Linked DNA regions of Homo sapiens: region 2 is linked to region 1. Evidence: chromatin contacts called from ENCODE POLR2A ChIA-PET data. All regions are on one chromosome and are shown on one strand. The core of a region is the stretch at or near the end of the contact, and the rest is flanking DNA. Distances in the headings are between cores, read along the strand shown.

Region 1 (5,056 bases), core at 2,289-4,788:
AGAAGATGAGTTAGGCATTGATCAAAAGACATTCAGAGTACTGATATTACCATATAACTAACCTCATTCACTCCTCTTACCAACATCTTGAGGTAAGAAATTATCTCCCTCATTTTATGTAGTAAGAAAATCTTGCCCTAGGTCTCTAGGAACAATATACTACTAGCAGCTCTGACCTAATTCAGTGGGCCCAGAGTGCCATATTAAGTCACAACTGACTGCTGCAGAATGCAGTCAAAGGAGAAGAAGACATATGACATAGCTATAAGGTGAAGGGAGTGGCTGTCACAAATTGAATATGCCCCATCTGCTGGATCTGTAAACTTTTTTTTTTTTCGGGGGGCGGGGGAGGTGGAGACAGAGTCTCACTCTGTCACCCAGGCTGGAGTGCAGTGGCCTGATGTGGGCTCACTGCAACCTCCGCCTCCCAGGTTCAAGCCATTCTCCCACCTCAGCCTCCCAAGTAGCTGGGACAACAGGTGCATGCCACCACACCCGGCTAATTTTTGTATTTTTAGTAGAGACAAGGTTTCACCATGTTGGCCAGGCTGGTCTCAAACTCCTGACCTCAGGTGATCCACCCACCTCGGCCTCCCAAAGTGCTGGGAATACGGGTGTGAGCCACTGTGCCCGGCCAGGATCTGTAAACTTTTAGTCACTGAAATCACTAAGTCTAAAATCATTCCATCATTTATGCAATTCAGTGGGCTTCTGAATCTACAAGAGTCTACAAAAGATGCAGGCACATGGTGGATGACTACAAGGACAGAACTGGCAATTCATATTTGCAGACTTTGGGCTATTGTAACAACTTATTTTTATCCAACATAATTTAAAAGCCTTTCTTCATTAGGGCCCTGTTTCTGGATCCCATACACCAGGGCTATTACATAGAAGTTCATCCACATGAGTTAAATGATCAGGCGCCCAGGCTAGCCCAACAGAATATAAGTTTCTATGGATGGCTACATGCAGTGTTTCCAAAAACTGATCCACAAACTTTTTGATCAACACCATTATTTTTAAGTCAGGTTTTTAAAGCCAGAGCCTGCCCCATGCTATAGGTTTAGCGCCACATATCAAGGAAGAAGGAAAGAATGTTCTTACTTTCTGTAAACCAACTTGGCAAAGGTAGGTGGGTGTTGAAAGAGCCACAGTAAGGCTCCTTTTGTGGACACAGAGTGAATTCAACAGGAACTGCTCTGAGGCAATCACAGGAAAACCCTAATGTCCAGAAAGGCCACATGGTGTCCAGCATAGGGAACTACACACACACACACACACACACACACACACACACACACGGTGTCCAGCATAGGGAACTACACACACACACACACACACACACACACACACACACACTGGCTGGAAGTGTCAGTGTGAGGCTCCAGCTAGATCCAAATCGCCCTTAGAATCCACATACTTCAAAAGCCAGGATTTTCCAATTTAGAACCTGTGAATGATTCCAAACCTCTTGGAAAGCAATGCAGCAATGTGAATCAGTATTGTCAAGATGACCATATCCTCTGGCCTAGAAATTCTTCCCCAGGAATTTATCCCAGGAAAGTAATTCAACTGAAGCAAAGAGCTACACACTACAAAAATGTTCATATCTAGATTATCGACGATAGTGAAACCTGGAATAGTGTATGCTAATGGAATATCTATAAGGATACTAGACAGCAACAAAAGATAATTAGGATAATCATAAACAACATAACATTTTATAAGATAATGTTGGATAAAAATGGCTGCATGCAAACAGTTTCACTCTACAACTGCATTGGAATATATGCATTGGAATATGTATGCATTTGAAAAGTAATAGCAAGCTCTGTTACAGAAGTGGGAGCATGTTCTGTTACAATGGTAAGTAGAATTTTTTTTAACATTTAACATGGTAACATTGTATTTTCAACTAAAAAAAAAAAAGGTCCTATAAAGCAAAAGCCAAAATCTTCACAAATAAGCATTATACTACCAATAATAAATAACATATATTCACAACTTATTCTGTGTTAGGCACTGTTTTAAGCCCTTTCGTGGCTACTACCTGTATTTCATAACATCTATGAGGTGGATACTGTTATTGCCATTTTACAAGTGAGAACACTGAGGCACAGAGAGGATAACAACTTTCTTAAATCAAATACCACAGTGTGACAGAAAGAAACATTCCTTGTGCCATTTCTACGGGTCATCCACCTGCTAAAATTTTTATGTCTGCTTAGACAGACATGATGAAATCCTTAGCAGAAGCCTCATGGGTAGTGAGCTTCAAAAGGAATTCCAGAGGCCTTTCACGTTGCATATACAACCAGGTTTTCCCCCCCACTCGCCAAACTGGAATCTAGGAGGTAGAGAAAGACAGAGGCTAAAGACCAGCAGGCCCAGCCCACTCAAATTTCAGAAAGACAACAGAGACCAAAGGAGTTAGGACTTGCCTAAAATGATGTAATGAATTAGAAAAAGAATAAAGACCAGGGCTCGGAATCCTCACTCCAGCAGCCTTCAAGGCTTGCTCCTACCCTCTGCAGACCAAGAAATCCCTCTCTGCAGCTCTCTTCCCTTTCAACTGCCTCCCTTTGATCCCTCAGTCCAGCTACCCTCAGACTTCCTCTGTCCATAACAGTCCAAACTGCACCACCTTCTCTTTCTTTTATCATCTTCAGCTCACTCTGCCTCCATTTCCTTTCCTCTCCTGCCCTGCTGGTAAAGGTGTGCAACTTTTGGAATTTCAGCTTTAGTATTCTTTCCACATGACAGCAAGTAGAGGAAATCGCAGGTTACTTTTAGCAGTAGACTCCTGCCCTTCCAATAAGGGAGACTGTTCAAACATACTGAGAGACAGAGATGCTAAAATCAACGTCTGGAAGAGAGGTCCTTCATTCTGACTCTGGCCCTGGCCCAGACCACCCATTTGGCTCCCTGCACCTCCTCAGTACCCTCAAAGCACCCAGGCTTCCTCTCTCTGACCACACCATATTGCCAGAGTCTATCTACTACTACTAAGGGACTGCCCAAGAGTGGGGGCCTCTCTTGTTCATGTCTATCTCTCACACTTCATATAGTGTAGTTACCAATAAAAGTTTGCTGAATGAGGAAATGAGTCCCTGTTCATTCTCTTCCTGGGGGGAGGGGGTCTCTCCTGACTTTGGTGTGAAGACTCAATTCTACCTATTCTTGGGCAGGCAGGGACTCTGCCCAGAGTACTCCTCTAAATGTCAGGCGCTACCCAACACCTTAATACCACATCCCCACAATCCCATAACGCAAATACCAGCTTCCCTAGGCCGCACCCTGAACTCCACATCCTTTCCTGTTTCTTTTTTTGTTGTTGATTTTTTTCAAGCTGGCAGTGTCCTGCAACACCAATGACAGCTCTGCGGTTTCAGGATGTCAAAGGCAAAAGGCCATTATGCAAAACAGGAAGAAACTTTGAAAGAAAAAAACTTAAGGCATTTTTAGAATATACTCTGTCATGGGGCCAAGCAATGATTGAATCCCCTGCCAGGGACCCTCCCCATGACCTCTAGGCCCCCGTGGTGGGGCAGGAAGGAGCCTGACCTCACACTGTATCCGTCACACTGCTGACATAATCCTGCCCCTTCCCTCAGTGCAACCTCGCCCTAGCACTCCAGGCTTTGTGCCAAATGACCCCGGCAGACAAAACTGCTCCTCAGAGAGAATTTATCTCCACTGAGGACATTCTAAAGGGAGTAACTTCAAAGTATACTCCTTGGGAATAGCCTGGCACACTGGCCTGAGGCTTTATTGATCTAACCCACCTGAATCAGCCCCAACTGAGAACCAGGTTCTGCCTCTCCCTAAGAGAGCTTCTCCCTAAGAGAATTCCTAGAAACCTAAAGTTTCTCACTATGGCTCCTCCCTAGATCTCAGGACCACCTGGAGGTGGGAGAGCTGTGCTATATGTTTCAGAATCTGATTTGCAAGCTTGCTCCCACCTTCCTGTGCGTCACATCTCAATGATGTCAACAGCACTGGTTTAGCTAGCTGTTGTTCACCCACAACCACAGCCCCAGAGCCACAGTAGTCCACAGAAGTCCAGCACAGGGACTTAGCTGCTAAAGAAACAAATGGAGAAGTTACTGAGAAAGCATCACCCCCACCGATTCTGTTCACAGCAGATTTCTGCTCAGCCAGATCCTAAGAGCCTATCCTGCAGCCTGGCCCTTTGCCCCTGCCCCCAGGCACTTCCTGGACCTAGTTTCTTTTTTAATCAGAATTCTAGACACATTGTTCAGCAATAAGTGATACTCATCTGCCAGCACTAAGCAAATCTGGAATTTCCAATGAGTCTATCCTTTTGTAAGACTGGCTTGAAAATCTAGCCCTTCTCAAAAAACATTCAACACTTTTTTTCCTTTTTTAGAAAGCTCTCCTACAGAAACCATCCAAAAAGTACATAAAGCTTTCTGCACAAGCATCACTACATCACTAAGAAAAAACAAAAACTATATATGTATATGTGTGTGTTCAGCAACAGTTGAATGATTTTTTTAAGTTATGGCATATTCAGCTGACAGACTATGATACTGCCTTTGTGATTTTTAAAGGTATAGGGTCAAGTCTGTGACAGAATCTTAAATGAAAAATGCTGAACACCAGGCTATCTACATGAATCTATGTCAATCTATCTGTTCATCTATAAAGACAACAGCTATAACACTGGGTGTGGTGACTGACACCTATAATCCCAGCGCTTTGGGAGGCCAAGGCAGGTGAATCACTTGAGCTCTGGAGTTCGAGACCAGCCTAGGCAACATGGCAAAACCCCATCTCTACAAAAAATACAAAAATTAGTCAGGCATGGCGGTGTGCACCTGTGGTCCCAGCAACTCGGGAGACTGAAGTGGGAGAATCGCTTAGCCCGAGAGGTCGAGGCTGCAGTGAGCCGTGATCACTGCACTCCAGCCTGGGTGACAGAGCAAAAACCCTGTCTCAAAAAGAAAAAGAAAAAAAAATATATCAGCTATATTCTTAAACATGAAAAAGACTAGTAGGAAATATGCCGGTATGTTTCTTTTGGGTGATA
Region 2 (5,017 bases), core at 1,539-4,038, 160 kb after region 1:
TGTTTTTATAATACTGCATTTATTCTGATCATTAGATCTTATACTCTCATGCCAATTTTTAAATTTCTTTTTGGCAACGGGGACCTTTTTACAAGTGTTTTATGTAAAACCTGACATAAAGTATGAAACCTGTGCTTCTTGGGTTGAAGTGAGGATGGGAAATCCAGATGTCAACTCCTCCACCACTACTACCAGCTTAGCTTGTCTATCTCCTGTAACATCACCAGAGGACCCGCAGGAGCCTCACAGTGAATGGTGTTCAGCCACGGCCTTATGGACCAGATAGTGTTCTCTTAATTTAGAGGTTGCTTCACTCTGATGCTGTTCTTGGAATGTGCTGCAGAGGCACTATGAGATATTAATAGTTTAACAAGGCTTTTTTAATTTCTTCCTATGGTAAAGCTCTTAGGCGGGTCTTAGAGCTGCTGTATGAACTATACTCATTTCTGCATAGGTCTGATCAGTACTCTATTTGGCCTCCCAGATTACAGGCATGAGCGACTGTGCCAGGCCCGCATTTTGTATTTTCTTATAGATTATTTGTGACATTTTAAGAACCCATACATGTTACTAACGTTTTGTTTTTGAAATTTTCTCTTCAAGTATGCTATTGCGGCAGCACCTCCCGAGATGTGTTATGTGGAACCGATGTAGGAAAGTCTGATGGATTTGGGGATTTCAGCTGTTTAAAGATATGTGGCAAGTAAGGTTTTACGTTTTCTTCAGTTGAACTAAAGCTGCACTTTATGCAACAATTATGTAATAGTGTGTTTTCTTAACAGGGACTTGAAATGCGGTAACCATACATGTTCGCAAGTGTGCCACCCTCAGCCCTGCCAGCAATGCCCACGGCTCCCCCAGCTGGTGCGCTGTTGCCCCTGTGGCCAAACTCCTCTCAGCCAATTGCTAGAACTTGGAAGTAGTAGTCGGAAAACATGCATGGACCCTGTGCCTTCATGTGGAAAAGTGTGCGGCAAGCCTCTGCCTTGTGGTTCCTTAGGTAACTAGTAAGCGTAAAGTTGGCTTTAAAAATATTATTGTAAATGGTTGGCAGCAGTGAGTGTTTAAGCAATGTAGAAGTAAGTGCTAGTTACAATATCAGAGGTTTCTAAATATTATGATCATATTTATGTAGGTACGTTTTCTTTCCTCCTCAACATATACTTGTGAAAACCCATACATTTGCCCAAATGATCTCTCTGATTCAGGTATTTTATTGTTAACTCTGGACAACTGTGGTGAGTTACTGTTCCATAGGGGTTATGATTTCTCTTAGGAGCCTGTACTGTAATGAACACTATATGTATTTATACCAATCCAGGGTTCAGCAAGTGTTGAAAACCCTTTTCACATAATAGGAACATGCTAAAATAATTGTGGGTGAGACAGAGTCTGGTTTGGAGACAGAGTCTCGCTCTGTCGCCCCAGCTCGAGTGCAGTGGTAGGATCTCAGCTCACTGCAGCCTCTGACTCCTGGGCTCAAATGATTCTTGTGTCTCAGCCTCCCAAGTAGCTGGGACTACAGGCGCACACCACCACGCCCGGCTAATTTTTGTATTTTTAATAGAGACGGGGTTTCACCATGTTGACCAGGCTGGTCTCGAACTCCTGGCACCAAGTGATCCACCCGCCTTGGGTTCCCAAAGTGCTGGGATTACAGGTGTAAGCCACTGTACCTGGCCAAAGAACTAAAATTGTAAGTACAATAGAACCTCAGCCATTTAGATCATTCAAGGAATGTCAGCCTCTGTAGCTAAGTTTCCCATCTAGCTGAGGATACGAGGATAGCACCTATTGAACATCATTTTGGATGAATATTTTTCTTTTCTTTTCTTTTCTTTTTTTTTTTTTTGAGACAGAGTCTCGCTCTGTTGCCCAGGCTAGAGTGCAGTGGCGTGATTTTGGCTCACTGCAACCTCTACCTCCTGGGTTCAAGCAATTCTCCTGCCTTGGCCTCCCGAGTAGCTGGGATTACAGGCACCTGCAATCATGCCCAGCTAATTTTTTTTTGTATTTTTGTAGAGACGGGGTTTCACCATGTTGGCCAAGCTGGTCTTGAACTCCTGACCTTGGGTGATCTGCCCGCCTTGGCCTCCCAAAGTGCTGGGATTATAGGTGTGAGCCACCATGCCCGGCTGGATGAATATTTTTCTAAAATTTACATTTCATGTTTAAACAGAGTTTACTGAAGGTGTTGTAATTTTTCTCTCATTGACCCAGAGTCATCATTTTTATGAACTCCAGTTACTGTATTACACTGAATGCAGTGGTGCCCTTGGCCTGCTGAGGTTTCTCAGACTGATGCCCCATACCAATGAGCAGTTTGAATTGTTGTATCTGCTTGTTGAAGCTTTTTGTTGTTTATATTCTTATCAGTGCTTTTAGTATGCTTGCCTGTCTACTTTTAGTAATTCCCCCTTTCTTCTGATTTGTGGCTTCTGATTACTTGAATATAGAAACCAGAAAAAGCTCATTGGAATTAGATACAAAGTAATACTATACTGAGCCTATCTGACTCAGTCTTTTGGGAATGTATGTCTGCAGTTTTGCAATGACTTGGCAACTTCTCTCCTGAGTGGGTGTTGAAAGGCCATGCATTTAGAAAAAAATGGAAAGTAGGCAACTGAGATTGAATAGGAAAATTATTTCTAAAACTAACCATGTATCTTGTGAGGTAAAGCTAGAATCTTTAGGTTTGGTTTCCATTTCATCAAAAGGAGAGAGTTCACATTTCTTTCAAGTGCCAGCGTGAATCAGTGGGAACACCCTACTTAATCCTTTTTCTCAATCTGACCTTAAAATTGTGTATAGAGGAGAAGTGCTGTCTTCTTGTATTTTAATATACATTCCAGCTGCATTAGGAAAGCCAGTCATCTGTTGGTTCTCTGCTTGCCATGAAAATGTGTTTATGATATGGAGATCAAATGACTAGTAAATCAAATCCCCTTTCGGAAAGCACATGAGTCAGTTTTATAAGAATTTCACATATAATGACCAGAAATCCTACCCTGGCACTCATGTATCCTGTTGGTGATGAGAGAAGAAGGAAATGTGAAATGGGTAATGCAAAGGGACTTGAGCAAGAGAAGGGTAGTAACTGGCAGTAACAGACCTTGGGATGGGACAAGACCAGGTTAAGGGATAAGAGGGTACCTGCTATACCTCAGCAGGTATCATGGAAAACCTTTAAGGAAATAGGCTGAGTTGACTGAGAAGCTCAGAGACAAGCGTGTGGCTAGCGATAACAATGACTGTCAGGTTTGTTCAGACCTAGCTTATCTATAGAAAGCTCGCTTAGGTCTTTTGTATCTCACTCAGTAGGAAATTTCCATCCCAGAGACACAGCTTCAGTATAAGAGACTGGATAGAGTTCTACTTTAAAGATGGTAGCATGAAGAGCTCCCATAGATCTGCTTCCCAGTAAAGCAAACAAAGCTAGGGAAAACTATAAAAAAGCAACCATCAAGGCTGGGCATGGTGGCTCATACCTATAATCTCAGCACTTTGGGAGGCCAAGGTGGGAGAACTGCTTGAGTCCAGGACTTTGAGACCAGCCTGGGCAACATGGCAAGACCCTGTATGTACCAAAAAACATTTTTTATTTACCTGGGTATGGCGGCACGTGCCTGTGGTCCCAGCTACTTGGGAGGCTGAGGCAAAAGGATCATTTGACCCTGGGATGTTGAGGCTGCAGTGAGCCATGAATGCAGCACTGCACTCCAGCTAGGCTGACAGAGTGAGACCCTGTCTCAAAAAAAAAAAAAAAAATCAACCATTTAAAGTTTCTGGAGGCTGGGTGCAGTGGTTCACATCTGTAATCCCCCACACTTTGGGATGCTGAGGTGGGCAGATCACTTGAGGTCAGGAGTTCAGGACTAGCCTGGCCAACATGATGAAACCCCGTCTCTACTAAAAATACAAAAATTAGCCAGGCATGGTGGCACATGCCTGCAATCCCAGCTACTCGGGAGGCTGAGGCAGGGGAATTGCTTGAACCTGGGGGGCAGTAGTTGCAGTGAACTCAGATCATGCCACTGCACTCCAGCCTAGGTGACAGAGTGAGACTCCATCTCGAAAAAAAAAAAAAAAAGTCTCTAGAAATTGCCCTAAGAGCATACCTCAAATGAAGACATATTTATTCAACAAAATCTTCTAAAACTCTGGTAAACAACAGCAAGAGTCTGTGGCATTGAGCCCTAGCTAGTTCCTTCCTCCTCCCCTCAGCTCAGCTTGACAGATCTCCACTCAGGATAAGTGTGGACAAGAAGATGGGGCTTCTTCTCCCCTCAGCTCCCAGTCAGGTTTACCATATCTCACTGGGAAGGCCACATTGTCAACATTTCTCTACCCCTCCAACTCCAAGTTGAAGAGGCTGAAATTCTGGTGAGTGCAGCTGAGCAGTTAGGGCTCCCTTTCTCCACCAAGCTCCCACTTACAGAATGGAGGCTTCATCCCATTTGCAGCAGAATACTGGAGCCCTAATCGTCCTCACCCCAGCTCACTCGTAGGGCAGAGGTTCCACTGAGAGAAGCAAGCCAAGAAGGCAAGAGGCTACTATCCCACCCAGCACCCAGAGTAGTGCCTCAGAGACCTTTCCCAGGGCGAGAGACAGTTCATAACAAAAGAGAGCTCCGAGGTACTCTCCAAAGGAACTGACTTTATTTGAAACAGTGTGGGGAAGTACAGGCCTAAGGACACTTTAGAAAATGATAACATACCTTAAAGAACAGTAACTAAACTGTAGGCCATCTAGTTCATCAGAGAGAATCAGGGAAAGGTAGCTAAGAGGAGCCCTCTTCAGGTCAGAACAAATCTCAAAGACTTACAGCAAAGACTATTCCTTCCCAAATTTAATTGGATCAGACTGCTGAGCAATTGATGCCCTGGAACATTGTCAAAAACAATAGAACTGCAATTAATGGATCCTTGAGACTGAGCGTAATCCAAATAAGGCACACAGTTTAACAGAGAGATCGGGAATCAAGACAAAGAGAGCCCTGCTTGAAACGACTGTCAT

The links. ChIA-PET counts read pairs that join two places held with the same protein, here RNA polymerase II (POLR2A).
Region 2: POLR2A ChIA-PET joins it to region 1 with 19 read pairs in MCF 10A. The contact joins two enhancer-like sites. POLR2A ChIA-PET finds 5 or more read pairs at or near these places in 4 of 52 experiments (BJ, H1, MCF 10A and 1 more).

Annotation. Positions count from the first base shown.
Region 1 is chr9:33,155,798-33,160,853 of GRCh38, forward strand. All of the region lies in intron 1 of B4GALT1 (beta-1,4-galactosyltransferase 1), which reads right to left. Among named protein-coding and RNA genes, the nearest start is that of B4GALT1-AS1, 8.6 kb to the right of the region's middle. RefSeq lists enhancers at 3,226-3,285, 3,396-3,575, 3,606-3,745. Within about 2 kb of position 3,539, at least 38 of the 41 ENCODE cell types and tissues checked have a DNase peak (open chromatin) inside an H3K27ac peak, as active enhancers do.
Region 2 is chr9:33,318,128-33,323,144 of GRCh38, forward strand. NFX1 (nuclear transcription factor, X-box binding 1) reads left to right here. Exons shown (of 24, transcript NM_002504.6): 8 at 604-703; 9 at 783-1,000. Among named protein-coding and RNA genes, the nearest start is that of NFX1, 30 kb to the left of the region's middle. Within about 2 kb of position 2,789, at least 6 of the 41 ENCODE cell types and tissues checked have a DNase peak (open chromatin) inside an H3K27ac peak, as active enhancers do.